Linked DNA regions of Homo sapiens: region 2 is linked to region 1. Evidence: read pairs that join two places in POLR2A ChIA-PET (ENCODE). Cell type or tissue: endothelial cell of umbilical vein. All regions are shown on one strand. Links, peaks and the distances in the headings refer to the core of each region. The heading gives the core; the rest is flanking DNA. Region 1 overlaps CERKL (CERK like autophagy regulator). Region 2 holds the start of NEUROD1 (neuronal differentiation 1).

Region 1 (15,870 bases), core at 5,149-13,148:
AGAAAGGAAAAGAAAGACAGGAAGGAAAGGAAGGAAGGGAGGATGGAAGACAAGGAGGAAGACAGGGAGTGGGGGGTGGGAGGAAGACAGGGAGGGAGGGGGAGGGGGACAGAGAAGGAGGGGAAAGGTTGGGAGGGGTTAGGGAGAGGAGGGGGAGGGAGAAGAGGGGGAGGGAGAGGAGGGGGAGGGGAGGGGAGAGGAGGGGGAGGGGAGGGGAGAGGAGGGGGAGGGGAGGGGGGAGGAGAGGGGAGGGGAGAGGAGGGGGAGGGGAGGGTAGGGGAGAGGAGAGGGTAGGGGAGACGAGGGGGAGGGGAGGGGGGAGGAGAGGGTAGGGGAGAGGAGGGGGAGGGGAGGGGGGAGGAGAGGGTAGGGGAGAAGGGGGAGGGTAGGGAAGAGGGAACGGAAAGGCCTTTTTCTCAATTATTGTGGTCATGGGATAGGGTAACACTAAACATTTTTTGGTCTTCTATTTCTTAGAAGGCTCAAGTTTCAGTTCTTCTCCTGGTCCATTTCTACAGTCACCCAGTGACCTAAAACTCAACACCCTCAAAGTATCAATTCAACAGGCTCTTTTTCCTTCAGGTATCAGAAAATCAAACAATCATTACTATTACTAAAATCACCACTTAATCAGAGTAAAAGTATTTTAGTGAAATGCTCTGTGTGTCTTTATAAAATGAATGGTTTGTCCTGTCCCGGTCAGTAAATACTAATTGATTAACCCTCATCAGTAAGACTGACTTTTCTCTAGAACATCAATTCCCAAACTCTTTAGTCTCAGGCCCCACTGTGCACCCTTAAAGACTGAGGGCCGCAAATAACTTTGGTTTATGTAGGTTATATCTATCTATAATTATTGTATTCAAAATTAAAACCAAGCATTTTTAAAGGACAAAAATGCAAAGCACAAAGCACACACTCCATTAGGGCAAGGCTATCGCCACATATCCCATAGCTTCTGGAAAACTCCACCGTATCCTTGGAGAGAAGGAGAGTGATATACATTCTTAGCAATATTATAAAAACAGTTGTGACCTCACCAACCCTGAGAGTCCCTGGACCGCACTTTGAAAATGCTACTTTAACACATTTTAGATTGCTTGTTCCCCTTGATCATATTATGAAGTTATAGCCTTTTACAAATTCAACATTACAATTAACTAAAATTCTTGTCTCCATTTTAACACTCATGCTTGTCACAGACTGAACAGTGAGAGTCCCTTCAATCTAACTCCTTTGTTACGAACTATAGATGTTTTTGAAAACAGCCCTTCTCTTATAAAAACAGTGTTTCAAGCTCATCTGGATTCCCCAAGAAGTCCTGGTTCCCTTAAGGAAGAATATATTAGAAACAAAAAGCTGGATAGTATATGCAAAGGAAACCAAACTCAGTCACAGCAAATCATTGGTGGTACACTTGCATCTGGTCAGCATATTACCAGTCATTTGCACCTGTTGAGCAAGTAGGCTTATGGCCAGGGTCCCCAAAATGCTTGGGAGAGACCAGGGAAGTCTTGCACCCTTCCTCTACCCTCAAGAATGAAAGCAAGCAGGCTTACCAAAGGTCCTGAAAAATCCTCACCCTATGATGGACTACATGGGAAATACTGTCCTGTGAAGTTTAAGGAAGCTTGTCTTCCACACGGGGGTGTTACTGGGTGTCCGCTTCACATAGGTGAATGCATATAGATAAGATGTATCTCTTACCCACCTTAAAATAACTTGTAGGCTTGGTTATATTTGTGGGTATTTTCCAAAAATCAGCTAGTCAAACAATTAATGAAACTGAATATCTTTTCATTTCTTTTTCTTTAAGACACAGAGTCTTCTTATGTTTGCCCAGTCTAGAATGGAGTGGTTATTCACAGGTGTGACTGTGGTGCACTACAGCCCTGAACTCCTGGGCTCAAGTGATCCTCCTGCCTCAGCCTCCCTAGTAACTGGGACCACAGGTGTGCATCATCACACCCAGCTCACTTTTTTTTTTTTAAGAGTTGCCTCTACACATGCTTTGCCTTATTCTAAACGGTTGTCTATTTTTTTCTTACCAATCTTTAAAGTCCTTCAAATAATCTTGAAATTAGTCCCTTATTATATAGGTTGCAAATAACTTCTTCTAGACTAATTTTATAATATTAGTTATGGTCTTGTATCACATATAAATTGAGAGTCTCTTTTTATGTAGTCAAACCTAGAACAATAAGAGCACAAAGGAAGGAAGCTGGGGGATGGAGCGGGGTGGGGGGAGGGGACAAACAGCCACTGAGGGAAAGAAAAAATGAAAGTGATGAAATAAACTCTTTTAACTTTTCATTGAAGTCCTGTACTTCAGTCTGAATTTAACATGTTTGTGCTTTACTTAACAACTCAATGACTATTCCAATGTAAAATATCTTGTAAATTGCAAATTTAAAGATACTAAACCAAAAGCCAACATCACACTTACTGAAATCCAGAAGGATTTCCAAAAACAGGGCAAGAATACCTATTATTACTCATAGCATTCAATTATTCTAGGCATTCTAGTCAGTACATAAGGAAAGTGAAATAAAAGACAGTAATTGATGGATTTAAGGGGAAAGGAGGAGTTGAAACTAACTATTTAAAGATGTTATCATAATTTTTTTTGTAAAATCCAAAATAATAAACTTAATGCCATTAGGCCTAATAAAAAATATGCAGTGAGGAAGCTGGCTACAAATATGTCTACACCCAAGAAGAAGGTATAATGGAGATAAAAAAAATTCCCATATCAATTAGCATATTATATCTAGGAATAAACTTAGCAAAATGATTCTAGACTCGTGTGGGATAAAGAGCCATTCAAAATCTACTGAGAGACAAAGGATTGAATAAGTGGAGATACAACAAGTTCCAAGATTACATATTTTCCATGCCAGTATTCTCTTTATTTTCTTTTATTATTATACTTTAAGTTTCAGGGTACATGTGCACATTGTGCAGCTGAGTTACATATGTATACATGTGCCACGCTGGTGTGCTGCACCCACTAACTCGTCATCTAGCATTAGGTATATCTCCCAATGCTATCCCTCCCCCCTCCCCCCACCCCAAGTAACTACTTATAATAGAACTTCAATCAAAATCTCCGTGGTATTTTTTGATGTAAGGAATGGACAAGGAATCTCATAAAATATTTGAAAATTCTCTTGGAATAAATATATTACAGTAAGAAAATGTTTTAAAAGCAATGAGGGGGCCAGGCACAGTGGCTCACACCTGTAATCCCAGCACTTTGGGAGGCCGAGAAGGGCAGATCACCTGAGATCAGAAGTTCGAGACCAGCCTGGCCACCATGGTGAAACCCTGTCTCTACTAAAAAAAAAAAAAAAAAAAAAAATTTGCCAGGTGTAGTGGCACACACCTGTAATCCCAGCTACTCAAGAGGTTGAGGCAGGAGAATCCCTTGAACCCAGGAGGCGGAGGTTGCAGTGAGCCAAGTTCATGCCACTGCACTCCAGCCTGGGTGACTGAAACTCTGTCTCTAAATAAATAAATAAATAAATGAAGTAATGAGGGGGAGTACACACCCTATCAGATATATTTGGTAAAGCTATTACAATAGAAGTATCTAGGAATAGAGAAATGAATAGATCAGGAAACAATTACACATTTAAAAATTCACTGATGTGATAATGGTGGCATCTAAGCGCCGCTAGAAATAGCAAAGGATGATTTAGAACTGACTAATCTTTTGTAAAGAAAAATAGGGCCCTATTTCATAATATACACCAATATTTGTATATTAGAAATTTACGTAACCTTAAATAGAAAAGCCGTAAGACACAAAGGAAGACAGACATCAATATATTTAACATTAAAATTATTGAATACCTAATAAAGACCTCAAAAGTCCTAAAGACTCATAAAAAGTCATAAGCAAAGGCCAAATGGACAGAAATATTTGCAACATATGACAGTTACATAATCTATTTAATCAAGAAAAACACTTTAATGGTAAAGTACATAAAAGACCCAAGCAGGCATTTCACAAAAGAAGAAATGCAAATTGACCAATGAACAAATGAAAAAGTTCAATCTAATTAGTAATCAAAGAAATGCAAATTAAAACAACAAGATACCACTTTTTGCCTTTTAGATTGGCACAAGATCAAAAATAATGCTAAATGATGGTGCAACTAAAGGGAAGTAGCCCCAGTGCTGGTGGGAATGCAAAAATGGTAATTGCTGGAGAACAAGTTGGGAATATGTATCAAAAGACTTTAAAATGTTAATTGCACTAATATTTATAATAACAAAAGTATCTGAAGCAATATTCATGCTCTTCAATAGGAGAATGGTTGAATAAATCATAGTCATCTTCTGCAGCTCATAAATGAGTAAGTGAAATCTCTGTATTCTGGTCTGGAAAGACATTCATGCTAAGAGGTATGAAAAAGTAGAATAAAAGCAAGTTACAAAGTAATCTGAGGGATCTGATCCTGCTTTTATTAAAGGAGATAAAAAGAAATCCCAGTGGAAAACACACAACAAATTTAACACTGGTTACCTATTAAATATGCAATATGAGGTATGAAATATGAGACTAATTTTTTCTTATGAAGCTCCATAATTTTCCTTTCTTGTAATCAGAATTATAATTATTTTTAATGTAGAAAAGGAAAATTCTTTAAAATATACCTGGTTTTGATCCAGCAATTTACTTCCAGGAATTTACTCTAAGGGAATAAATATGCACAATTTAGCTAAAATAATACTTATCCAGGCCAGACGTGGTGGCTCACGGCCTGTAATCCCAGCACTTTGGGAGGCTGAGGTGGGCGGATCACAGGGTCAGGAGTTTGAGACCAGCCTGACCAACATGCTGAAATCCCATCTCTACTAAAAATACAAAAATGAGCCAGGCATGATGGTGTGCACCTGTAACCCCAGCTACTCAGGAGGTGGAGGCAGGAGAATCGCTTGAACCCAGGAGGCGGAGGTTGCAGTGAGCCAAGATCACACCATTGCACTTCAGCCTGGGCAACAGAGTGAAACTCCATCTCAAAAAAATAATAATAATAAATAAAAATACTTACTTACCCAAGCATTATTTGAGTGAAACTTGGAAACAACCTAAATGTACAATAATGGAGTATTGGTTTTGTTAAAAAAAAGTATATTCATATAACAGAAGGCTACTCAGCTATTAAAATGTAGAGGTCAGTGTAGTGGCTAATGCCTGTGATTGCAGTGTTTTGGGAGGCTGAGGCAGGAGGATAACTTGAGCCCAGGAGTTTGAGACCAGCCTGGGCAACATAGTGAGACCTCATCTCTACAAAAAAATAAAAAATAAACAAACAAACAAAATAAACCAAATAAGCTGGGCATGGTGGTGCTTTCCTGTGGTCCCAGCTACTCAGGAGGCTGAGGTAGGAGGATTCCTTTAGCCCAGGACCTCCAGCCTCCAGTGAGCTGAGATCACACTACTGCACTCAAGCCTGGGCAACAGAGTGAGACCCTGTCTCAAAAGTAAATAAAATGCCGGGCTGACTAGAAAGATGTTCAAAATAGTACAGCACATTTCCATTACTGTTTTGTATATATTTATAGAATACATATGTGTAATGCTTTCATATGCATGTAAGCATGAATATGCATATGAAAATTTGAATGGTAATGACACTGTAGTTTGCTTATATAAATGTCTAATTTGTCTTCAGTGAAAATATTTCTGTGATCGATTGAAAAAAAGATTGTTTCACTTGCTTATCCTAAAATAGTTTGATTAGTTTAAATTTAAAAATTTCCATTCTCTAAAAAATAAGGGTAGCTAATAATGAACATGTGTTACACACCAAACGCTGTTCTCTGTACTTCATTTGTATTATCTAATTTAATCTCTACAACAAAAACTAGATGCTTTTTCCTAAAAGAGAAGAAACTGAAGACGGAATGTAAGTAACTTGTCTGTGGTCACACATCTGGTAGGAACAGATCTAAGATTTGAATCCAAGCATTTTGGATGATTTTTACTACAACTCGTTAACAACAGACCCATGTAAAGACCTTCTTCAAGGAAACAATCACTAACCCTGTCATCTGTTTTGTTTTTTATTAAGGTATAAATTACCAACAAAAATTACAGATTTGTAAGGGCATAATTCCATGAGTTTTTTTAAGTATATGCACTCACATAACCACTATCCCAATAAAGATACAGAATTTTCCCACTATTATAGAAAGCTCCCTCATACCACTCTCTAGTTATTCCCTCAGGACCATGATTTTTTTACTATAGCTAAGTTTTGCCTTTTCTAGAACTTCATATAAATGTAACCATAAAGTATGTGCTTCTTTGTATCTGGTTTATTTTACTCAACTTTAAGGTTTTTAGATTTATCCACAGTGTTCTCATACTTAATTGGATTAATAAGTGTCAAGAAATTAAACATATTAAATATTATAAGATTAATAATGGACTTTTAAAAAAAACTAATGTATGACTCTCCTTGGAGGACTTATTGGTCCCATCTTCCTCAATCTCCAACCACTTGCTAATTTTTTCTTCCAAATTATTTTTTAATTACAACTTTATTTTTTGCTGTTTTATTACAGTATAATTGACCAATGAAAATCATATATATTTATGTATATATTACAATATAATTGACCACTAAAAATTGTATCTATGCTGTATAAGATATTATAAAGAAAAAGCAGTATTTTTCTGATTCATATGGAAAATGAAATGAGGTACAAGATCAGTACCATACACGTTTACAATGTGAAATGATTAAAATCAAGCTAAGTAACATATTCATTACCTCACACCTTTTTTTGGTGTGTTGTAAGAACATTTAAGACGTAGTCTCTTAGTGATTTTCAGGTATTAGCAATTTTCAAGTATACATTATTAGCCATAGTCACAATGCTATACAATAGATCCAGAACTTATTCATTCTGTCTAACTGAAATTTTATACCTTTAACCATCATCCCCTTGCTTCCCCTCCCCCAGCTCTTGACAACCGCAATTGTACTCTCTGCTTCTATAAGTTTGACTTTTTTGGATTCCACATATAAGTGAGATCATCTGTTTTTAAATCTAGCCAAATTTAAAACAGTAGGTGAACCACAGTTCTGCCTGCAGTCCTTAGGAAAACAGCAAGACAGCATATGTATAAATTAACTGAAGAGTATTTCATCAGAAACTGGGGCTGCCTTCAAGGAGATGCGAGGTTAGACTGCAGCAACCAGGAGGACCCAACAGTGAAAATTCTGAAAATCCTTGTAAGGCTCTGAGCAGTATTTCCTGCTTTTCCAGCTCAAGCTTCCAATCTCTACTCCTGCATTTGTGTACAGATCAAAATCTGAGGTTTTCACACGAATGGTCTTTTTGCCAATGTTACAAGAAGAAATTAAAAAGAAAAACTGTAGGCTTAGAAGAAATTAAAAAGAAAAACTATAGGCTTAGAAGAAATATTTAGTTCTTATTTGAAATTAGTAATTTGTGAATTCTTTTACAAATGTATAACAATAGACAAATGTTCTTCAGCACTCCATTTTTCACAACAGTGAAACACTGTAAATCTCTCAGGTGTCAATATCTCACATAGAAAATCTGATCTATTACTCATTTTGGCAATATTAACCATTTATGCTACATGAATAAATGTGACCAGTTCTAATCACAAGAGTCACTTGATTTTGCATATAACTAGTTCCTAACATATATGAACATGTATATAATATTAGTTTTAAGGAAAATTGTTTTCTCACTCTGAATATAGTCTTTGGGAATAAAACTTGTTAGTATTCTATAAACAAGCTTAAAATGTTTTTATTTAAAGTCTTGAGCCATCTAAATATTGTTTAATGAGTTATCAGATTAGATGGTGCTTTGCTATGTCTTTGTATTGTTACCGAAGTTCTTATATGAGGAGTGGACCAGCTGGCTCTGTGGGGTCGCAGGCCACTGGCTTCCTAGACTTGAGAGAGAGCTAAAGCAGAAGGCTTCTGAGGTTTCTCAGGTTTCCAGGTGAAAAGCCCTCCAGCTAACTTCAGTGAAGGTTGAAGGTTCAAGGTTCTAGAGATCATCTGATAAGATCAGCTGAAATCTAAAAAGGTCTTTCTTTCTTTTCAACCCCCACTGCAAAACATTTATTTTTTGGACATTCTTAGAATATACAAATACTTATGGGAAACATAATTAAAGAGAAAAAAGGGAAAACAAACCATACTGAGAGAAAAAACTGTTGTCTTGGGTATATTTAAAAATGGACTTCTTATCTATACACCTTTACGGTATCACCTTAAGAATGACTCAGACTCATTTTATTTTCCATATGAATCACAAAAATACTGCTTTTTGTTTATAAAATTTTACTTATAAATTTTTGAGTGCTGAAAAAATATTACATCTTTTATGTCTGCTTCAGTTGTCATCTACAAGATAACTACTCTGATTCCCATGCTAGCCACTTCTGTTATAGTACAAGTTTCTGCTAGAAATAAAAGCAATTGTTTTCCTAATTGTATGTAAAAGCTACATTTCCATATACAGCCCAATACATACAGACAGTATAGTAAAAGAGGAGTTAAAAAAAAATCACCACATACTTTGGGGCATGTATTTTAAATATAACTTTAATTCTACCTTAATGTTAAAACATACCTTTATTGGTAAAAAATATGAAGTGAAACTCTATTCATAAATTGATATTTGATATCAGTAGATAAAAATATAGAAATCATCTATTGACACTTTTTTGCAAGTTATGATAATTAAATCCTTATGAATGACATATAATTTTGCTTGGCGGCATGTGGTTTATTATTTGAAATCTACTGGTTCATTAGTATCATACTGGTTATAGCTAGTTGTTTCAGAACATTAACTGTCCTCTCACATTACTTACAGAGATACTGGGGACCATCTGTTCTTGCAAGGAACTTAAGTATACATCTACTGGGTATCATGCTATTTATTTAATTCAGCACCCACTTCCTATTGTTGTATTTTTTTGGGGGGAAAAGTCAACTTAATTACAGGGAATAAAGATAACCTCTCCTGGCAGGTTACCTTGTCACCATGAGAGCAAAGCGGGACCTGCTTAAAGTAGGTTACTTACGGTGGTTAATAAGAAGAGCAAAACCAACAAGACTTAAGAATATTTAGCAAAGGTTTAACAAAAATAGAACAGCGAATGGCACTTTTAAAAATATTACTGTAAGCCTCGGGCTTGTCTAAATCAATCTTGGCACATCTGTCTGATGTAGACCGTAAACAGGATTAGAGCTGGATTTATCTGCTTGGCGCTAATTGTGCTCACAGTTTCTGCACATGTCCACTTTTTAAAATACTGCCTGAAAAACAGGCCTGCCTGATAGATGGCTCCCACAACATAGTGTATACACACACTTATGGTATATTAGATGGTTAAGCAATGTGATGTCTAACAATTTTTTTGGCTCTTCAGAATTGGTTATCTAATCCCCTAATTAAAAATACAAAATTCTGTTTGAATACACCACATACTGAGATAAATCTGTGAAGCAAGGGACCAATAAATTTAAACACACTTTAATTGTTAGAAGAAAACACAATTTAATTGTTAATAATCAGGTTAAACTAGGGTTTAAACAAATAGGGCTGCTCCTGTAGTTTACTGAAAACCCATCACAATATAATACTATCCTCAAGAATTATGACATAACATTTATTAGCAGAAAAGCTTAAGTTCCTAAATACATACATATATCAAGAGTTACAACGAAGTAGGCTTCTTATCTAGTAAAAGAATTAGAGGGAAATTTTTGAACTTATTTTCAGAGAGAAAGACAGAAAATTACAGTCCAATCGCAAATGTCACATTGTTATCGGATCAAATAAAAAATAGTGAATTTCCAACTGCAATTTTTTTCCATTTAGTTGTTTCTATCATGTGTAAATGGCTGAGATACTTCTTAAGAATGTAAGCATTTGAGGATATACAGATATTTTCATGTGAAGTCTAAGATGAATCAATGAAACAGTCAAAAATCTAAATTTTTTTTTTTTTTTTTTTTTTTTTAAGACAGAGTCTCACTCTGTCACCCAGGCTGAAGTGCAGTGGTGCGATCTTGGCTCACTGCAAGCTCCGCCTCCCAGGTTCACACCATTCTCTTGCTTCAGCCTCCCAAGTAGCTAGGACCACAGGCGCTCGCCACCATGCCCGGCTAATTTTTGTATTTTTAGTAGAGACGGTGTTTCACTGTGTTAGCCAGGACGGTCTCAATCTCCTGACCTCGTGATCCGCCTGCCTCGGCCTCCCAAAGTGTTGGGATTACAGGTGTGAGCCACCGCACCCAGCCTAAATGTTATTCTTTGAGCTTTAAAATACAGACAATAAAAATGCTAATCTTTAATACCTATGATGTAAAAGTGACATTAAAAATGTTAAATTACATGGTGTATGTTTAATCATAAATACCACATAAAATTGGTAAATTCTTTGAAAAAGAACAGTATAATAGAAATGAGAGCTGTTTGACTTTCAATCATAGACAATCTTCTAAAGCTTTTTTCTGGATATATGATTTATTCACATTCCAAATATCCTGGCTAGTTCTTAGAAATTAATTTTCCTAGATCTCTACCATTAATAAAAAGGTAGGTGTATACACATAGTCTTGTTTTATATAAACAAATATTCAGGAGAAATTGGTGAATTAAGTAAATCTTTTCAGTGCTTATGATAAATTAAAACACCTTCATCAGCAATTCTCAATGTGTAGTCTCAAAGAGTATACAGGGTAAAAACGATTTTTATAATAATACTAAAGATGTCATTTACCATTCCTACCATATTAACATTTGCACTAAAGGTACAAAAGAAATAGTGGGTAAAACTCCTGGAGTGTCAGTATGAATCAAGGTGGAGCACCAAATTTTACTAATAATTGCTGCATTCTTCATTAACTCAAACTCAGTTTAAAAAATCCAGTTTCATTTAACTGTTCTTGATGAAGCAATAACACTTATTTTTAAAAAAATCTCCACCCTTGAGTATATTTTTAAAAATGTTATGAGTAATAACAATGGAAAGTATACATACAGCATTTCTGCTACAAATCGAAGTGGTGGTTTGCTCCAGGAGAAACACTTATATCATTTCAGTCGCAGCTGAACTAGCTGTTTTTCATAGAACACCACTTTTTACTTGAAAGATCAACTGACAATACAGACTCTGGTATTGAGGCAGCAGCATTTGGTAAACACTTTCTGGAAAATGAACAAAGTGAGTCAGTCACTAAGCAAAGCAACTGAGAGCTTTGTCAATGATAAAATATAAAGTTTTGAGTAAAATTAAAATTTTGTAAAACTTGTAAGTGTGATGATGATCTTAACAGCTTTCTAATCTCAAAGAATTTTCTGATGAGACTGGCAGTGACATTAGACTTTTTAAAATATATTATAATAAAAATTATCAACATTTAGAAACTGTATAATAGTAAACCAAATTTTCCAAAAGGCCAATACAGGATGTTATAAAATCATACGTGGGCAAAATATCCATTCAAAGTACAAGACAGACCAATAAATTTTCAAATAGCAAACTACAATTAAATAGATATGTTTTCAGATTTCAAATTATAACCAGCCTTTAAGAAATTAGCACTTGATAAGTTTTGCTATAGTATCAAAGGACAATATCCACAATTATCTGAACATATTAAAAGATGTTTCCTTTTCAGCTGCACATCTGTGTAAAACTGTATTTTCCTTAGATACTTGAATCAAAGCAACATATTCACAACAGACTGGATGAAGAAGCATTCTGAGATTTCAGCTGTCTTCTATTAAGCCAGAGTTGAAAAAACTCAGAAAGTCAAATACCACATGTTCTCACTTTAAGTGGGTACTAAATAATGTGTACATAGGAACAGAGTGTGGAATGATAGACAAAGGAGACTCAAGAGAGTGAGAAGGGGGTGGGTGTTGAAAAATTATTTAATGGGTGCAACGTATGTTATTTGGGTGAAGATACACTAAATTCTCAGACTTCACCACTAAGCAATATATCCGTGCAACAAAATTGCACTTGTACCCCTTAAACTTACACAATATTTTTTTTTTTTTTTTAGAAAAGGGAGATTTGAAAAAATTTAAAATAGAAGAGTGGTACTGCTTTTTTGATTGTTTTGGAAAATAGTTATTTTTAATACAAATATGTTATTTATGTTAATATGCAATGAACTTACTGTTATTTTTATTTTTATTTTTTTTATTTTTTTGAGACAGAGTCTCACTCTGTTGCCCAGGCTAGAGTCCAGTGGCGCAATCTCGGCTCACGGCAACCTCCATCTCCCTGGGTTCAAGTGATTCTCGTGCCTCAGCCTCCTGAGTAGCTGGGATTACAGGCGCCCACCACCACACCTGGCTAATTTTTGTATTTTAGTAGAGACAGGGTTTCACCATGTTGGCTGGTCTCGAACTCCTGACCTCAAGTGATCCACCCGCCTCGGCCTCGCATAGTGTTGAGATTACAGGTGTGGGCCACCATGCCCATCTTTTTGGTTATTTTTAAATAGTAAATATTTTTAATGTCTATTTAATTTCTAATACAACAAATATCAATGGTTATAACTTAAATAAATGGTCTTTGTGGTTTTCAACGATTTAAGAGTATAAAAGGGTTCCAAGACCAAAAAGCTTGAGAACTCCTGGTATATAGTCTTATAAAGACAGGCATAGCCTTATGAAAATTAAGCCTAAAATGGCATGATTTATGCATTGCATCTTTCTTCACCTTGTATTAAATACCTAAGATTTTATTACTAGATTGTTTTTACACCATCTATGCAACAAGTTCCTACTACATCTGAAACATCATGAAATAAAGCAATTTTAAATATTTCATATTCTATACCCCAAGTTCATCATGCAATGTGATTGGCTTTCATCATTTTCATTCATTTCAAGAAGGGCAATTTTGTTGAGATCATTTGTTCCTTGATTTTACTACCTACTTATGTATTTGCCCAGACCTTTCCTTTTATATGTCCACTTCCATCTCAGTCCCTCAGGAAAAACATTTATAAATGTATAGGGTTGGGGGAGGTCTCCAAGAATGGCACCAACAGAAAACATGACCTTAATGGATTCATCTTAATCAAAAACCTAGTCTTTTTTTTTTTGGCATTATCAGTTCAGCTACACAGATCAGTTTGTATATACAGTTCATATATATCATACCAGATGATCTTTGCACCAATTCCTCCTGAGCCTCAGATTATGGTAATTGGCCCTTTCTCCAGCTTCTCAGCAATTCACTTCAACAATATCTTCATCATTATCTTCATCTCTAATCTCTGTATCCCAGCACCTAGCTTAATGCTTCAAACACAGGCTAGGCTTCCAATAAAAGTTTTTTATTGACTGTATTTACTATCAATCAGAAAATCCCTTAATCACACTGTATACATTTCCACCTCTGGACCTTTGCTCCTTCATTTCCTAGCACATGGAAGGCTTTCTTGACTCTAGTCTTTTCAAATATTAACCAACTGTCGAAGCACATTGAGCCACTCTTCTAAACAATAACCTTCATTTCTCAGTCCCTCTGAGCTCTTAGGGCCCACTACTACTCAGTTGACATTTAATCGCATATCAGAAGTTATTAACTTACCAGAGGGTGAAGGTTCAAAGGTCTTTGAAAGCCTTTAATAACTTGTTATAAAATACTAATTAAATGGTGGTTTTAAGATGGTAGTAGTGGGAGAGGTTAGAGAAAGAATAAAACTGTAGTAGTTCAAGGTAAGTCTGAAAGTTTACTTCTTTCATTTAACAAGTTTGAATACCTACTACATTCGAGGCACTTCTTTGTGTATATTAAAATGTTAATATTAGTGTAACTGAACCTCCATGGGCAACTGTTGCTATGAGAACAAAGGAAAAAGTGCTTAAACCTTTTGTGGCCTGAACTTGCTGGACTGTAGGAACAGGATGAGATGTAAACCACAATGATGGTTTCTATTGCCAGGGTGTAAGGATTATGTCTGGGCATGGGCTTCCTTATTGGTAAAGACCCTTACATACAGTTCAACTCACTAATACTCTTTTTTTCCTGAGGACCTCAAGGATAGTCATATGTACTTTGCTCTCACTTTTGTCATTATTGTCAGCCAAGGTAGTACCTCTGCAGGTCAGATCCCATTACTTCCCAGCAGTCACGGTGAGGATATCGCACAGCCCTCTAAATTGTCCAAAGGGTTCTGCTACTTAGAAACACTAAAAGTCTGACTTTTATACCATGCCCATTCAGTTATCCCCTCAATGCTCTCAATATTTGATCATAAGATGACAAAAAAGTATTCAGAACAACTGTTGAAAGTTCAGAGTATTTGAACTCGGCACAGGCAGATCTGTGTTGCTGGAAGGGAGAAGAAACTTTACCTGAGAGATTAAAGTAATTGTTATTTTTACTTGAAGTGTCCAGTGGTCCTAGGACCAGGAAAGAGGTAGAAGAGATTCACCTAACAGCCTCTAGGATACCTGAACTCCTCAGTCTACCTTCCTGATGCCAGCAATGGGACCACTGTGGTCAGGGATCACTTTGGGGTGCACAGTGGCAGGGAATAGAGGGAAGATAAAAAGAAACTGTCAGAAGCCTTGTTGACCGAACATCCAAAAGTAAGCTTCAAACACACATATAATTCAAGATGTTCTAAAAAGTATTTGTAAAACTTTATTTATTCATATGATGAGTATTTTTAGGCCCAGACTTACTGAAGACAAAGGGAAGGTGATAAGCAATTTTAATATAGCTTATAATTGGTTTGATTTTTAAAATCCAAGTTAACAACATTCAAGACAAAGGTCATGTTTATTTTTAATATGCTAGGCAAATGGGGGATATGAACCTTTCATTTCCACAATTAAAAGAATATAGTTGACAAATATATTTGGTTTTCATTTTTGCCATTGAAAAAAGAGTTAAGTAAATCAGTAAGAATTGTTTCCACAAGAAAGAAAAATTACAAGGAAATTACTTATAAAATGTAGTCAAATTTCCTAAGTCTCTAAGTTATTTTCAGTTGGACTTACTCAAAATGTAAGGAAAAAAATTAAGTCTTAATAAAATTGTAAGTCTTAATAAAAACTTTAAATTTTAATAAACACACATATAATTCACAAATTATGCCAGTCAGCTGATATAGTTTAGGCTCCTAGTCACATGAAATATGATACCCTACAACGTATTTGAAGTAAAACAAAATTTTAACCATTTTGGAGTAGAAATTAGAGGAAGCCAATTTTATTGAAAAAGCCTTAAATTGATTCAAAGAGTCTGATACTAAAATAAGCTAAATGTTTATACCTTGGCAGTCTACATAGATGGTAATTATACAAGTGTGTCTCCACTTTATAATAGTTTTAAAATTATAATTTCTTCTCCATGCCTTTCATCATAACACAATTACTACCGCATAGTTAGTACTATGATAAGAAGCCAAAACTAAAGGTGAAGTTGAGAAAGTATTACCTGATGAGAAAATTTTGGAGAAAACATAAACATTCTAGATCAAGTATTTTATATACTTAGGTACATTATGTAGCATGTAATCAATGTAAAATAGCTTACAGGATTACAGCAAGCCATCTTCTCCTCTGTGCTGTAATACTGTCAGTTTTTTTTTAGAAAGATAAATTTGATATCAATACGATGTGACACAACTGCATCAAACCTTAATTTCACTCACAGTAAGAAGTCACAGGATTAAATAACACTGTGCAGTCTTTTAGAAAAGTTTATTGCTTCCAGATGGATTCAAGTTTCCTTTCAGCCCTGATTACATCTAATATGCACAGGGTGCCAACATTATAAAGGACAGAGTCAAAAATATCATTTATATAGATAGCAAG
Region 2 (15,870 bases), core at 3,814-11,813, 62 kb after region 1:
GAAATGCTGCCACATTCCAGACCTCTAATCCACACACATACCACATTTGTCACAAGAAAGGCACATGTCTCTGTTGATATTTCTTACATAAAAAGGATGTTTCTCTATTCCAATAAAGTCTTCTTGCATAACATTTTGTCTTAATAAGTTAGCATTTTTATCAGTCAGCAGAGGCAGAGTTATGATGTGGTTTTTAAATTTTTTCAGTGGCTTAAAAAAATAAAATTTTATTCCTTACTGATGTTCACCTGACTAAAGGTGGGCACAAAATGAAAAAGAAAGCAAGCATAAGAAATGAAAGTACCAACTATCCCAAAACAAACAGACCAATCAAGATTAAAAACAAGACAGATCCCCAGATCTACATAAAACCAAAACTTATAATGAAATACATTCAGATGAAATACACACTAACTTGTATTTAGAGCAATCAAAATAGACAAATAATCAGATGAAAGCCCCATATAACTAAAGGTGAAGTCTTAGCCTCTTAAGCTCACCAGAAGAGTACTGGCTCAAGGTCCTATAAAACCCAAAAATAGAGACAGAATTTTTAGAAGTCATGGCACTTAAATTCATTTGGACTAGAATTTTTTTAAAATTATGTACTTTAAAATATGAACTTGTGTGTTAAATGAGTGTCTATGAAATCGGGAAAGTGCTACATTTGTTCTTTCAAAAGCTCTATTAATATATATGCTAATCCACAAATCAAATAAATATGACATTTTCTTCACATGAAGAATACATAATAGCTGATATTTGATAATTTTTTGTGAGTTCAAAGATGAGACTTTAAAAAAATTACCCATAGTTTATTGGCTAGGCCCATTCACACTTCACTAAATGTAGATGTCAGTTTAAGTCATTCACATGAATAATAAACAATAAAACTTTTATATAATTCAGATGTTTATTAAACAGCTGTTTTTTGTCAGCTTGTTTAAATGTCAAACCCGATACCAACTACGTATACTGGTTGTTATATACTGTATCATTAAAAGTTTAAGAAGACATTTTCAGAAGAATTTAAATGAACTCTCCTATACTTATATATATTTAACATCAATTCATTAGAGATTTTAGTATACCTATCAGTTTCCTAGGGCTGCCATAACAAATCACCAGCAACTGGGTAGCTTAAGACAACAGAAATGTATTATATTACAGTTCTGGAGACAAGAAGTTTAAAATCAAGGTGTCAGCAGGGTTGATTCCTTCTTAGGGATTCAGAAGGAGAAGCTGAGAATTCCTGTCTCTTTCCCAGCTTCTGATGTGGGCCCCAAATCCTTGGGGCCCCTTGATTTGTAGACACATCACTCCAGTCTCTGTCTTTGCCTTCACATGCCATTCTTCCTGTATGCTGTGTGTCTGTGTGTTCTGTCTGCTTCTTATCAGGACATCAGTGATTGGATTTAGGGCCCACCGTAATCCAGCATGAACTTGTATCAATTTACATCTTATATCTTAATTAAATCTGGAAAGACAATATTTCAAATGAGGCCACATTTTGAGGTTCTGGATGGACATAAATTTGGGAGAGAGGTGGGCAAGGGAAGGGGATACTACTCAACCAAGTATAGCATATGTGTGCACACACACACACACACACACACACACACACCATATATACACATATATATATATACGTTTTCCCTTGACAATATGTTTTAATATAAATGCACCAGTAGTTAATTAGACAAAAAATAAAACCTGGGAAGCAAAGATCTCTTCGCTTAATATTTTTAATATGCCAGTCAGAATCAAAGAATCATTAATTTATTTATCCAAAAATCTTATGTTATTTTAAGGTATCTAAACAAGTAGCCTTGCCTCTATTAACAAAGAAATTCTTCTAGTAAAGAAATATTGTGATAAATATCACTACTTAGGTTTAGTTATAATTTATATCCATTTGTACTATCATTTATTATGTATTTAGGCACTGGCTAGAATAAAGATTATTCAGTTAACAAACAATGACAAGTGATGTTATCTCAAATCATTTTTTTTTTGAGACAGGGTCTCACTTTGTCACCCAGGCTGGAGTACAGTGGTACAATCACGTCTCACTGCAGCCTTGACCTCCCCAGGCTCAGGTGATCCTCCCACCTGAGCCTCCCGAGTAGCTGGGACTATAGATGCATGCCATCATGCACCACTAGTTTTTGTATTTTTTGTAGACACGAGGTTTCACCATATTGCCCAGACTGGTCTTGAACTCCTAGGCTCAAACTATCCACCCCCATTGGCCTCTCAAAAGTGCTGGGATTACAGGTGTGAGCCACTGCACCCAACCACCGAATTTTCTTTTTAGAACACTCTATTATCCTCTTTCTGCTTTGATGTTAACATTACTTAGTCACGTACCTGCTATGAATAAACAAGCACTACAATTGTTAGTGACACCAGTGGAAAGGGATTAACAGTTCTCTTAAGCATTGCAATACCCCTTCATTGACGTCACCAAAAGTGATGGTGATCTCTTAACTGACACCATTGAGCGCGAACACTAAAAAGATAGTATTGATGTGCTAAGTTTATACACTGAACCCTTCAAAATAGAAATTATGAGCTACAGTAATTTTACATAACACTAAAAATAGAACAAGTGCAATTACTGAAAGAATAATGAACAGAAAGGAAAAAATAATATGCATTGAAATACATGGTCTGGAAAAAGCCTATAATAGTTTTTCTTTTATTCCAATTCCAGATTATATTTAACCAATTGATATCAATAAAAAGAAACAATGACAGACAACTCATGATCCTCAAAAAGGAAGTGGGGGGAGTTTGGTGCCATGCAATATAATAAGAAATTAGTTTCAATTGTTTTCTTTTTATAGAATTAATGTTTATAACACTTGCTGGACTGAAAATAATTTGTGGTCCTCTCCATTCTCAACTGATTTGACTTATAGCATAGTGGTTAAGGCAACAGGCTTTAGCATCACATTAGTGCTCTTCAGTTCCCTTGGAAAGTTAATATTTATTGAGGATCCTCTAGGTCTTCTAAGCACCAGAGGAACAGCAACACACAGAAGAGACAACTTTGTCTCTGTTTCTCAGGTGCTCAGAAGACCTAGAGATAGATAGTTTAAAATTAAGCTATACAAGTAAATACATAAGATAACATTTGATAGGCAAATGCTCTGGAAAGAGGGAGGGGCAATACAGTGATTTTGGTGGAGTTGAAGTCAGTTGCTATTTTAAATGGGAATCAGTAAAAGCTTCTTTGAGGAAGTGGCAATGAAAGAAAAACCTGAATGAAGAAAGGAAGACAGGAATGCAAATATCTAGGTATCTCAACTTCCTGAAGTTTCCCCATCTATAAATAAGGCAGGAGGGTGCTTTGATGATGAAATATGAAAGTGAATGAAAAGCACTTAGCAGTGGGCTAGTGTGTGAAGCCATCTCTCTGGTTGGCTGTCCTTAGACATGAAAGTGTAAAGCAGGTTAGCTTTTGATCTTGTTAAAAGAAAAGTCAGTTACCAAATTACTTCATATATGCTAGATTGAACTTACTCTATCTCTCCATATCATTTCACAATTGGATCCATCTCTTAGAATTGTGGATCTGTAGAGATGGTTATTGTCACCATCCATCTACCTCTAAATTAACTGGGCAAATAACATAATAATGCTTAGATGGCCAAATCCACATTTAATGTATCTGAAGATTTAATCCAGCATTAACATAATACTCTGCATTTTAAAATTAGCAATTTCTCCTGAAGTCCCCAGAGACTGTGGCCCTGTCTTGTCAATGCCACTAGTTTGGCTGCACAGTTAATTCCATCAGAGCCACTGGACCAAGCCTTAGTGTATGTGAAGAGAGTCCATGAGTCAATTGCCAGCACAGAATTCTTCCTGTCATAGGAAGGCAGATGATCTCAACTTTTGAGTGCATACAGTGCAGATTTCTAGTTGAATGGTTCTTGACAATAGTGTCCTCTGAAACATAATGCCTGGCCAGGAGCCAATGATTATGCCACCATACAAATCACTGTGCATCTGACGCCAGAACGCCTCTTTGCAATGGTAACAACAAGAGTTCTCAGTCCTGGTGTTCCACAAGATGTTGCATTGGCTCTTTTATTCTTCATCAGACCCTGGAATTAAATATTTTATTTAGATGATTTTCAGGAAATAAGTGGTGTTAGAGAGAGAGAAAAGGAGAAGTGAGGAGGTTTTTGTGTAGTTTAAGAAGCAGTTTTGCTATTTTACATTTCCCATTAGGAGAAAATTAGCCAATATTTTGAAACCTAGTTTTATTAATTGCTTAATAGGTATTTTCACTTTAAATTTCTTGTATAATTATAGAACTAAAACAGCTTGATTCAAACTGTTAGCTAATGATCCATATATCATTTTAGTAATTGCTAGCTTCTTTCAGAAAATGCATTAATTTTGTAAGAATGTAAGGACTTTCAAATGTAAAAACAGAGAGATTTTAAGATAAATTAGAACACAAAATTTATTTCAAATGGTATTTTACTGTAACATATTATAAACCTAAAATTAGTAGAACACTCTTGATATTATAATCTTTCATTTTAATTTATATATAATTGTTTTAATGATTAAAAGTAGATAGATCATACTATATAGCTGCAATTGGTTATATAAAGTAAAATATGTTATGTGAAGTGTTCCTATTCAATAGTAATTATGCATGTTACAATATTTAGCCCAATTTCATCTTTATGAAATTTCCCCCTGATTTTACATACCAGCTTTTTCTAGAAATAACTATTCATAGGATTTTCACATTAAACAAGTATACCTAAGCATCTTATTTGATAGGAATAGTCGTGGCTCAAGATGAAGAAACAGATAGAATCCCAAATATTATTCATGACAAGCATTAAACAGCAAAACTAAACGAAATATTTTTTCCAGTGAAGCCAAACTTGCCAGCATTTTTTTTTGGTTGGTTTTCATTTAGTAAAATATGTTCTTTTCTTACAAACTGGGTATAAGCATTAGCCAATTACAAAAACTGTAAGAGTCTCTTTTAAATATGGGTAGGAATTCATAAAAGAAGATAATTTAAAATGTTTCTTATGGTTTGAAAATGCCTTCCAAATATTCATTAAACATTTAAGTGAGTAAATTTGTAGAATATGTTTCTGACATTGGCACTGGTTCTGTGGTATTTCTCTGATCAGATGGAAGTGCTATGTGTTATGCAGAGTGCATGCAGTTCATTCATGCATAAACAATATCATTTTCATAAATTAAATCCTCCCCTGCAGAAGGAACATCTGTGCCTGCCTTTGAATAAAAGATGGTGGCATGTGAGTTACTCCTTGACTGACTGAAAGAATCCCTATGTTTTAGAATGAAGTTGTATTGGCAAAATGGGAAGAAAAAAAAAAAAAACCTAACTTTTAGTCTTCATTTCTACCTTACAAAAGAACACAGTCTAGATTTCCCTGTTTGCTATTTTGGAAGCTGGAATTCTCAAAATGGCATTCTTTTATTTCTTCTCTTCACTACAGCAACAGATTTTAGTTTGCATGAAGATGTCTAATTTTAATTGCAGGTGAAATTGAGCTACTTAATAGGTTAGATCAGATCTGAATGCTCACTTCATTACCTCCTACACTGGAAGGCTGGTAGTATTCAAGTATCATATCAGTATTATGTCTCTTAAAGTAAGAACAGTGAGAACAATCCAGGATATAGAAAGCAACAGCTTGATTCCAAAATAACAACTCTGATTCACTTGGAATGAGATTGCTGCATTTTAGATAAAGTTGGGACTAACTTAAAAGTATTTCTGTCATGTGATGAAGGCTGATAGAAAACATGTTAAAATAATATATTTTAAATTGCTCTCAAACATTTTTTTAACGTCGAAGTATTCCTTACTGCTTCTGTCACAGCTTGACGCAGCCTCATTGGCAATGTTATTAGTATGGCTAATTGTTCCTGTCCATTACATTACTCACATTTTTCTGGAGCAGCTTGCTAAATGAGGTCAGCTTTCTGGAACCCCTAAATCACCAATGAGAAGGAGATTAAAGGAACAAGCTTGGGAAGGGGGGTAGTCATCCAATGTGGCACCCGAATCAGAGTAGAAACAATGGAGTTACTAATGACAGTAATCAGAGCACCACAGTAGAGCCAGGGCACAAGTGCCAAAATGATATTCCCTAGGAATCATGACTGTCAGTCAATACATCCAGAGGAAAAGAAATGCCAAACTGTTTTTTTTTTTTTGAAGTGGACTTAACAATAGACAGAATCATCCATAAGTTTTTCCAGTGAGTTGTGTTCATGAAACAACAGAATAGTGCCCCAAAGGGTGGGGGGAGGAAATAATTACACCTTCCTAAATACAGTACAAATAGTGTGTTCTTCAGTACAAATAATCCATTATGCTTTTTCTTGGAAAAATGATGGAAATCATCACAAGATGTTAATAGAACAATTATAAAATGTTACTTCTCTTGGATTCTTTAAATTAATTAACTCATTTCCCTTTGGTACTTCCTAAAGGTGTATAAATTTTTCTGGGACAGTACTAGTTTGCAAGATAAAACTGTTTAGTTCAGAAAAATGTACAGATAACAGAAGACCAAGAAAATAGTAATGTTTTATACATCTTAAATGTATAGACAAACTAAGCTAGGATACTTGTTTATGTCTTGCTTGTTAATAATTATTAAAATCCACCTTTTAAAAAAAGAAATAGAAGAAAACATGTAACAATCATTTTTAAAAATGGAAATAAAAAACCTAAAGGCTAAGCCACTTAAAACAAAGAAAAAAACACACTGTTTGTACTGCCGTCCAGTCCCATATTCCAAATAATGAAATATCAGTTAGGTCTTTTCATTATCTACATAGAACTGGTGACTCCCTGTGCAAGATAAACAGACAAGAGCATATGCCAAGGTAAACTTTTTTCTTTTCTTTTATTCTACATATAGTGTTTAGTATTTTTTAACTCAGCAAAAAAGCAACTACTTTCCCCAAAAATAAAAACAGAATCCCTTTAAGAAGAAATGCAACAATTGCTCTCACTTTCAATACTATTTTATTGCAACTGGATGAATGTTTTCTAAATTGTGCATTACACCATAATATACAGGATTACAAACAAAATTACAGTACAGATCGATTCCAGTGGTACCAGCATCACATCTCAAACAGCACTTATTCTGGACTGCATTTTACATGCAATAGCTATTGTTCTAATTATGAATTAAATGGTTTGAATTTATTTAAGCTACTGTACTAATTGACTACTATAGATATAAATCCCAACATTAACAACCTGATTAGATTTAGGCTCAGATTTATTACATGAATATATGACAAACCACCATTTTTGTGACTATGTATAAAATCATGCATTTATATTTTCTGGAAACATCAATAGCTTCAGATTCTCTGTAAAATCATGGAATGCAAAGGAGTAAAAGACTAAAAAGTAACAGTGCAAATTGTATGTGATAGTCAAGCAGCTTTTGATTTAAAGAAGGGTATGTTGGCATTTATTTATAATATGTATATACAAGCTTGTGCAAGTAATGTGTTGAATTGATATGTTTTGATAGGGAATGTATCTCTTAATTTTTTCTTCTCTTGAAAATTATGATTCTGGTTTTTATTTTAGGGAGACGGAAAGACTTTAAAGTGAAATGAATTGCTCAAATTGTGCAATTTTTTTTTTTTTTTTTTTTTTTTTTTTTTTTTTACAATTGGAGAGGAAAGAAGTGCTAAGGCAACACAATAACTTTCTAAGCACTTTTCTGCTGGTTTAAATTAGTTAAATTATTTTGTATAAATTAGATATAATTCTACTTTTCTGATATGTATAAAAATTGATGAAGCTGCATGGTTTTAAAATAGGAAATCCACATTATAAAAAGTCATTAAAAATTCTGTACAAAATCACAACAAAATAATTCAGCATGGGAAAGGTAACAAGTAGTAAAATGCTGGTTGAAAAATATATATTTATATATATTTTAATTGGCCCATTACTAGTTTAAAAATTGCATAGATCCTAATTATTGCTTGTGATTTTGTTATCCCGATCAGATAATTAATACGATCTGAATACAGCCACACCAAATTCGTGGTGTATTTTTTAAACTTTACTGTATTTTTTTATTTTTTAAATAGAAGAGCTATAGAAAATAATACATAAGGTGAACAGGAACTTTGATCCCCTGTTTCTTCCAAAGGCAGTAATGACAATAAATACATATATCACTTGAAGCTTGGAGTATTTGCACTTTGCAGCAGTAGTACCCAAAGGGCTGCCTTTTGTAAACACGACAGTCACTGTAAGCACAGTGGGTTCGTTTCCCGGAAATGGTGAAACTGGCGTGCCTCTAATCATGAAATATGGCATTGAGCTGGGCACTCATGACTCGCTCATGATGTGAATGGCTATCGAAGGACATAATATTGTCTATGGGGATCTCGCAGCGAGGGGCAGCGGTGCCTGAGAAGATTGATCCGTGGCTTTGGGCCCCTGCCAGTGTCGCTGCAGGATAGTGCATGGTAAAGGCATAATTTTTCTCAAACTCGGCGGACGGTTCGTGTTTGAAAGAGAAGTTGCCATTGATGCTGAGCGGCGGGCTGAGGGGTCCATCAAAGGAAGGGCTGGTGCAATCAGTCAGAGGGCTTTCAAAGAAGGGCTCCAGCGCTGCGCTGTAGGCGTGCGGCGGAGGCTTAACGTGGAAGACATGGGAGCTGTCCATGGTACCGTAAGGCGGACTGGGCAGCCCAGGCGACTGGTAGGAGTAGGGGTGTACAGGGAAGGAAGCGCTGGCCGTCGGCAGGTGGGGGGGCATGTCCTGGTTCTGCTCAGGCAGAAAAGTCCGAGGATTGAGTTGCAGGCAGCCCGCAACCAGGTTGGTGGTGGGTTGGGATAAGCCCTTGCAAAGCGTCTGAACGAAGGAGACCAGGTCTGGGCTTTTGCCTGAGCGCAGGATCTCCGACAGAGCCCAGATGTAGTTCTTGGCCAAGCGCAGAGTCTCGATTTTGGACAGCTTCTGCGTCTTAGAATAGCAAGGCACCACCTTGCGCAGGTTGTCTAGCGCCGCGTTCAGTCCGTGCATGCGGTTCCGCTCCCGGGCGTTAGCCTTCATGCGTCTCAATTTAAAACGCTCCAGGCGAGCCTTAGTCATCTTCTTCTTTTTGGGGCCGCGTCTCTTGGGCTTTTGATCGTCATCCTCCTCTTCCTCTTCTTCCTCCTCTTCCAGGTCCTCATCTTCGTCCTCCTCCTCTCCCCCGTTCCTCAGTGAGTCCTCCTCTGCGTTCATGGTTTCGAGGTCGTCCTCCTTCTTGTCTGCCTCGTGCTCCTCGTCCTGAGAACTGAGACACTCGTCTGTCCAGCTTGGAGGACCTTGGGGCTGAGGCTCGCCCATCAGCCCACTCTCGCTGTACGATTTGGTCATGTTTCGATTTCCTACATTCAACAAGGGAGAGGCAAACAGAAAGAAAAGCAGAAAAACGCTATATTCAAAAGCCAGATACGCCTTCAGCTTCCACTCCCTAAACCTGTACAAATGCTTGCGAAAAGTACCTGCCCATTACAAAATGAATGCCTCTGAGAAAAAGTTAAATGCAGTGTTTTATAATGGCGCGTGCGTGTGCCCCGCTAGTACGTAGGAGTGAGGACAGGACTGGGGGAGGGTAGTGAATATGTATATGTGTACACCACTCACGCATATGTGTTTGTATCCTAGTGATTAACTTAAATGTGTTTATGGTGGTTGCCCGACAGGATAATGTGTGTGGAAATGACTGTACATTTCAGCGACTTCATGTTTATCCAAATGTGTTCAAAGTTACTCACAACTCCATAAAAAAAAAAAAAAGCTGTAAAATCACACATTCTACTTCCATTTCTGTCCTGGCTTCCAGATACTTAGCGATTTAAGTTGAACAGCCATTGCGTAATTTACTAATACTGGCAGCGATTTTTAAGAAGATTACATCGACGGGATACTGAAAAGCAAATGCAGAAAGGAGGAAAAATAGTTTCCACCAAATTGTTTCACCATCAATGTAACATTTGGCAACAAAAGTGGACAGGGTCTTCCACCCCTCCCTCGCCTTTCTTTTCTTGCCTTCCATCTCTGGCCCACCGCTAAATTTCCACCTTGTACAAAAGCGCTAGCTGCAGGGCGAGGGCTGGGGGCGCGGCGCAGAGCGCTCTCCCACGCGCCGGGGATCAGGTGCGGAAGGCTCCTCTCTAATAAACAGCCCATTGAAAGGGCCGCCCGCTCTTTATTGGGGCTTTTCAAAGTTCGCCTCAAACCTCCCTTTAAAAGATTGAGTAATTATAATGGTCAGCGATTGGCAACCGCGAAGTTGCCGCTTCTAGTAAGGAAAATAAAAAGCCTTTAGTAAAACAACTGAATTTCTGGCTCCAGTAGTGGCTGCTGGGGACTTGGCCGCCTCTGGAGCGGTAACAGGTAGCAGGAGTGAGTCCCTCTCCCTTTCTCCACTTTCCCCCCTCTCAACTAAACTATCTCTGAACCTGATTTATTTTCCATGGTGTGAATACTCAAGGTATCCATGTCCCTTTCATTCACTGAAAACACAGCTTGACACTCCCAATGTGCGTAAAATACATGCACACAAAATATATATTGATAACATAGATTTTTTTTTCTTACTGTAAGAAGTGAGAAAGTGAAGTCATTATTGCTTTTGGGACTTTAAAATCAGCACTAGCAGATAATCATAGTTACCGTGCATTCTTTTAAAAAATCCAAGAAGCTCCTATGCTATCCACAAAAGAAACCCAAATTTTTAAAATTTAAATTAGAAAGCCTGCAGGGGGTACTTGAGTGACACGACTCATTATGTGTGAGTACTTATGGGCAATTATGGAGGGGGATGCTGGTCTCAATACACATACACACTCTCGCAAACGCACACATACAGAATATGTAGGTTCATCAGTCTTCAGTTATTGCTTCTATTCTGGGGCAAAAAAATGAAAGAACTGTAATTACCTTTGTTGTTAGTAGGTCCTGAGCAGTGATAGTCTCATAACCCTGGGGCCTCCGGACGCCGCGCCTCCTGCGTGGGCGAATTCCTCGTGTCGTGGCCGCGCGGGCGCTCAGGTTATATAGCCCAGTTAGTGATGCTAAGCGCGGGCGGGGCCGCTAGCTGAGGGGCTAGCAGGTCTATGCGCCTGACGCCTGCGCACGCGTCCAGGCTGTGCGCTCCCCGTTCTCCCCTCCTCCCCACTTCTCCCCACGCCTTGCTCGTCTCCCGCCCTCCTCCGACAACCGCTCCCCTCACCCTCCACCCCTACCCCCGCCCCTCCTCCTTCCTCCCCGGCATGCGCCATATGGTCTTCCCGGTCCAGCCAAGAGCCTGGAACCACGTGACCTGCCCATTTGTATGCCGCGGAGCGCTCCATTCCGGCCCCTTTGTGGCCAGAAGAAAGTGGCCCATCTGTCGCCAGTTAGAGACTCCGCGGACCTGTTTTTACCCGCAGGAGAGATTAACCCTTTCAGGCGGCAGAAGGGACGGGGATAGAGGGGGGAGGGGATTTGAGGGAAGGAAGGGAAAAGCTAATGTTAACTAGGTCTAGATCAGAGCGAGTGGCCTGCTTTCGCGCCGGAAGTAGGACAGAGGTGAAAGAGGCAGAAGCGGGGAGACTGAGGCACGCAGTGAAGAGTCCTCGCTCCTTTCGATTTCTTGTCCTGACACTGGCATCCAGAGCAGCATGACTCCTTGCCCTCTCTGAAAGGCCCATCCCTTGGCTTCTTCTCCTTGGCAGACGCTTTGATCATTGGCGCCAAAGGATGGCTTCTCCTAATCTCCGTCGGCCCCTCTAAGCAAACATATACGCCATATAAAAGCGGCTTCATCTGTAAACGCAGCGTTGAGATTAGTTCCCCAACCTCCCTAACCGGATCGTCCTCTCCCAGTTCCTTCAGTACAGAAAAGTTGTACCTGCCATTCTATCCCTACCATACGTGCAATTCTTCATGTCCTGACCTTCAGCTACGACTGTTCCTCCAGACCCTCTCACTACGTCAGTCCCCACCTCCATCCCCAGGATCTTGTCCTCAAAGCGAGCTAGTTCTCGCGAGGAGGCCTTGGTTCCATTGGCCTTTGCGCTCTCTTATGTGGGAGCTGGGGACTTCTTTGACGGTTGTATTCTGCCTTTTAACCATGGCCACTGGGTTGCTGGAAAGGGCACCCTCACTCAGCCAGTCCAGGGACGCTTCTGGTTCCCTGGCCAGCCCGCCCTGGACGGCCTCGGCTCTCTAGTCCAGGCATTGACCACAAGTACGGTGGTGGACACCTCGCCACAGCCGGACCTGCGCTCTTGCTCCCCTCAGTCTCGGGTCTGTATAAGATACTTGATTCAGACAAGCGTTTTCAAAGAGAAGATGCAATGGGCCTGTGCTGAACGGGTCTTTCCGATCTCTTTCTAGAAACGCCTTTAGCACAACCCCGGAAGGATTAATGGCTGCGAACTCCTCCAGACTTCAAAGCCTCTGATTTGAAACTCCCAACTTGAAGGTCAAGCAAAGACCACAGAAATTCTCGACCAGTTCTGAAGGAGCCATATTGTTGCCCAAATAGCAATTCTTTACTCTTTTCGAACAAGGGTTTTCCAGAATAATAGATTTTAAAAAGAAAGAAAGAAACTGGCCTGTCTACTCGTTCTTTCCCAGCTTTGCCTCTAATCCTTCATTAACTAACTCCTTACCCCCTCCCAGACCTGAAACCCTCTGCAATAAATACCTCTTACGTGAATTGCTTATTTAAAGGCAATTGCACTAAACATCCCTCGAGTTTGCAAACAGCGACAGGGTTGAGAGGCTGGATTGGGGTGCATCTGGGAGAGGGTGGGGACGGGAGGAGAGAGTAGGGGTAGAGGAAGAGGGTCCTAGCCAGATCCCCGGTGTCTGAAGGTAGCAGGTGCAGCCTTCCCTGCACAGTACTAATCTAAAAGGGGAAGAAAAGAGTTGTGCCACCGAAGCGTGGCGTGAATCGTTGTGGGGTTCTGGAGTTTTGCTTGCTTTTCTACATTCACTTGGCTGACAAAGCGCATAGGGGAGGATAAAATAATTCACCCAGGAGCCTGGGCCCAGGATTTACCCCTGTACTGTCTGTATCTTCAGTGTTGGGCTAAAACTCGAGGGCGTCGGAGTACTAGCCCTTAGAAGATAGTACACAGCCCGACGTTTGCGGCAGGGCCAGGTTAAGTACTGCCCCTCACCCGGCAGCTGCCCCGACTGGCAGCACACTATGCCGCAGGCATATGCAACTCGTGCCTAGGCTCTCATTTTTCCAACTTTGGGGAGTTCCGGAGGAGAACTGGGGACGGAGTGGGAGAAAGGACTCCAGCTAGCTTCGAGGTCAGGGGTAGCCTAGAGGTCCCTCTGCTAAATCCTTGTCCTCACCCCCAGAAAGCAGAAACCTCCAGTTCGCGACATCCTGTGCAATACAGGAGAATTATGGTGGAGTCAGATGTTCTTGAGCAAGAGGGACGCCCGAGTGTTTTGCCAGACGGAGACTCAAATGCGTAAAGTGCGGGAATTACTAGTCTGTTTCCTCCCTCTACCCTTGATAAATTCATCTCTAATCCCACTGCGCGTTGTTCGCTCAGGCCTGGAGATTTGTACAAAGGAAAGGCCACTCCAGGATGTTTCAGAGACAGGGCTGAGGTTGGGTCTCACGGTAGCTGTCCTTGGGCTTCCCATCCCGCAGCGCTCCGATGTGACCCTCCTCTGCGCGGAAAATTTCGACCCGGGGCGCCGGCATCGCGACGCTCAGCCAGTGCCCGCGAGGCTCCCAGGAGATGCGGGGTAGTAAGGCCCTAAAAAGAGGAGCCTGGACACGGCCTGGATTGAGGTGCGTTTTGTTTGGGGTTGAAGGCGCGAGAAATTGGGGCGAGAGAAGAGAGTCAGCCGGATCCCGGAGAGGACAGAGCTGAAGGCGCGGCGGGGCTTAGCACTGAGGACCTTCTCCGCGGCCCCGCTCCTCCTCCTTATTTTCTTCTCTTTGGACTTGTTTGGACGGTTGCACACTTTTCCCCCTCCTGATTCCCTAAGTTTTTTGTCTCTCCCCTCGCTGCCCGTTAGCTGTACTCCCCCAGCTCCCGTCCCTACTGGGCGCTGCAGGCTACCCAGCGGCACGCGAACCGCACGCGCGGACAACAAAAGCCTCTTTCATGACTCACTGCCCTCGAGCAATGCCCCAAATCTGCCGCCTCCCGGGTCCCCGCTCTGAGCGCGCGGCGCGGGCCGGGCGTCCCGGCCGTTACAGCGGCAGCCGGAGCGCCCGCGGGAAGGGGGGCGGGAGGAGGCGTGTGGCCAGGGGTGGGGAGAGGGGAGTGTGGCCTGGGCCGGGCGGAGGGGAAGGGGGAGGCATGTGGGAGGATGGGGGTGGGGAAGGGATGGAGGCGTGTGGCCCGGACGTAGGGGGTGGGAAGCGTGTGGCTGGAGGCGAAAGCGGGGAGCGGGAGGTCGGGGGCGAAGCATTCACAGGGCCAAGATAAAGCGCAGGGGCCGGGCCGGCGTCCCTGGCGGTGACCTGTTTCTCAGGGAAACAGATGCTCGCTCTTGCAAAGGGAGGTTTGCGTTCAATGAAAGGATCAAGTGTGGCCAGGGCAGCCCGGCCGACCTCGAGAGGTTCCCGCGTCCTCTCCCCGCCCTGCCTAGGAGTGGGGTGTCGGGGCCTGGGCGCGGGAGAGCGGAGTGAGGGGGCCGGGTGGCTGAGGGGCCCGCGAGACCGTGGGGCTCAGGGGCCGCAGGAACGGAGGGCTGAGAGCTGCAGGTCCTGCACAGGCTGGGTAGCTCGGAGGCTCTTGAGAGCTTCGGGGGATGAAGGGGGGTTGATGCGGGTTCTGACCAGACCGCCGACGCGGCGCCTCCGCCCCGGGGGAGGCAGTTGGGCTCCCGGGTCCTGGCCTGAGGCTGGAGCTGCCCAGGCTCGACAGGCAGGCGACCCGGGAGAGCCAAGAGCAACGAGAGACGCTATTAAAATGCCTCGCCGTCGCCCCGAGCGCAAAACCCATCCTCCCCAAATCTCCTGGGCTTGCGGCATAATCTTAATTAAGATAATTGATTCATATTGCACCTGCGAGAACGGAAAAAATTGATTTCAACCCCCAACCCCACAAATCGCTTAGAGCTATTGGATGGAGCACGACGCGACTGTGATTTAGGGAGTGATTTAGTGCCGGGCTTCCCCAGCTCGGCCTGCCTGGGCCTTTTTATTTATTATTTATGCCCTCCCGGTCCCGACGGGGCTTTGGTGGCTCCTTTGTCGGCTCCCACAGGCCTTGGAAGGACTTGTCTCTGATTCCCTGTCAGGATCCAGGGGCTTTCCTTAAACCATCCAACACTCAGAATCAACAACGTAAAATCAACTCAGTAGGAGTATCTTGGCAGTCGTAGGTCACGGGCACAATTGCTCAAGGCCTCGTGCGTCCGATGCCCTGTGTGTGCAAAAGTGTGTGATTGCACTTGAATGTACGTGTGTGAATCCGTGTGTGTGCAAGATTATGTGAATGTGTGTGCAAATCGTGTGTGCATATAATGAGTGTGTGATTGTTAGTGTGTATGTGAACATATGAGTGTGTGCAGGTGTGTGTCAATGAATGTGAATGTGTATGTGAAAGTGGGCATAAGTGGATGGGTGTGAGAGTGTTAAGTGTATGTCCACGGTCGCACCTGCTTTCGGGTGAGGAGCGTGAGCAGAGGGCGCACACCTGTTTCCCGGGGATCGAGGAACAGCTTGCTGTCCAAAGGGGATCGCAGGGCCAGGGAACTGACAAGCACACGCTATTTGCCAACCTTTGCCTTAATAGAAAGAAGCAAGCAAACAAAAATCCTCGGTAGCTGTGTGTAGCTTCAG

The links. ChIA-PET counts read pairs that join two places held together with the same protein. Peaks named below come from ENCODE experiments on the same cell type or tissue, not always from the same donor. Only the 100,000 strongest peaks of a DNase experiment are listed, where the experiment ranks them.
Region 2: POLR2A ChIA-PET joins it to region 1 with 8 read pairs; 3 of 35 experiments call an interaction of 5 or more read pairs at or near these places.

Annotation. Positions count from the first base shown.
Region 1 is chr2:181,606,196-181,622,065 of GRCh38, forward strand. All of the region lies in intron 1 of CERKL (CERK like autophagy regulator), which reads right to left. Among named protein-coding and RNA genes, the nearest start is that of CERKL, 43 kb to the right of the region's middle. In endothelial cell of umbilical vein, for the core only: no CTCF peak of the experiment used is centred there; no DNase peak of the experiment used is centred there.
Region 2 is chr2:181,669,433-181,685,302 of GRCh38, forward strand. It overlaps NEUROD1 (neuronal differentiation 1), which reads right to left and starts at 11,085. Exons shown (of 2, transcript NM_002500.5): 1 at 10,998-11,085; 2 at 7,035-9,439. The coding sequence starts at 9,428. The coding sequence ends at 8,358. RefSeq lists enhancers at 11,735-12,311, 14,038-14,613. In endothelial cell of umbilical vein, for the core only: no CTCF peak of the experiment used is centred there; a DNase peak (open chromatin) is centred at 8,729; H3K27me3 peaks cover 3,079 bases.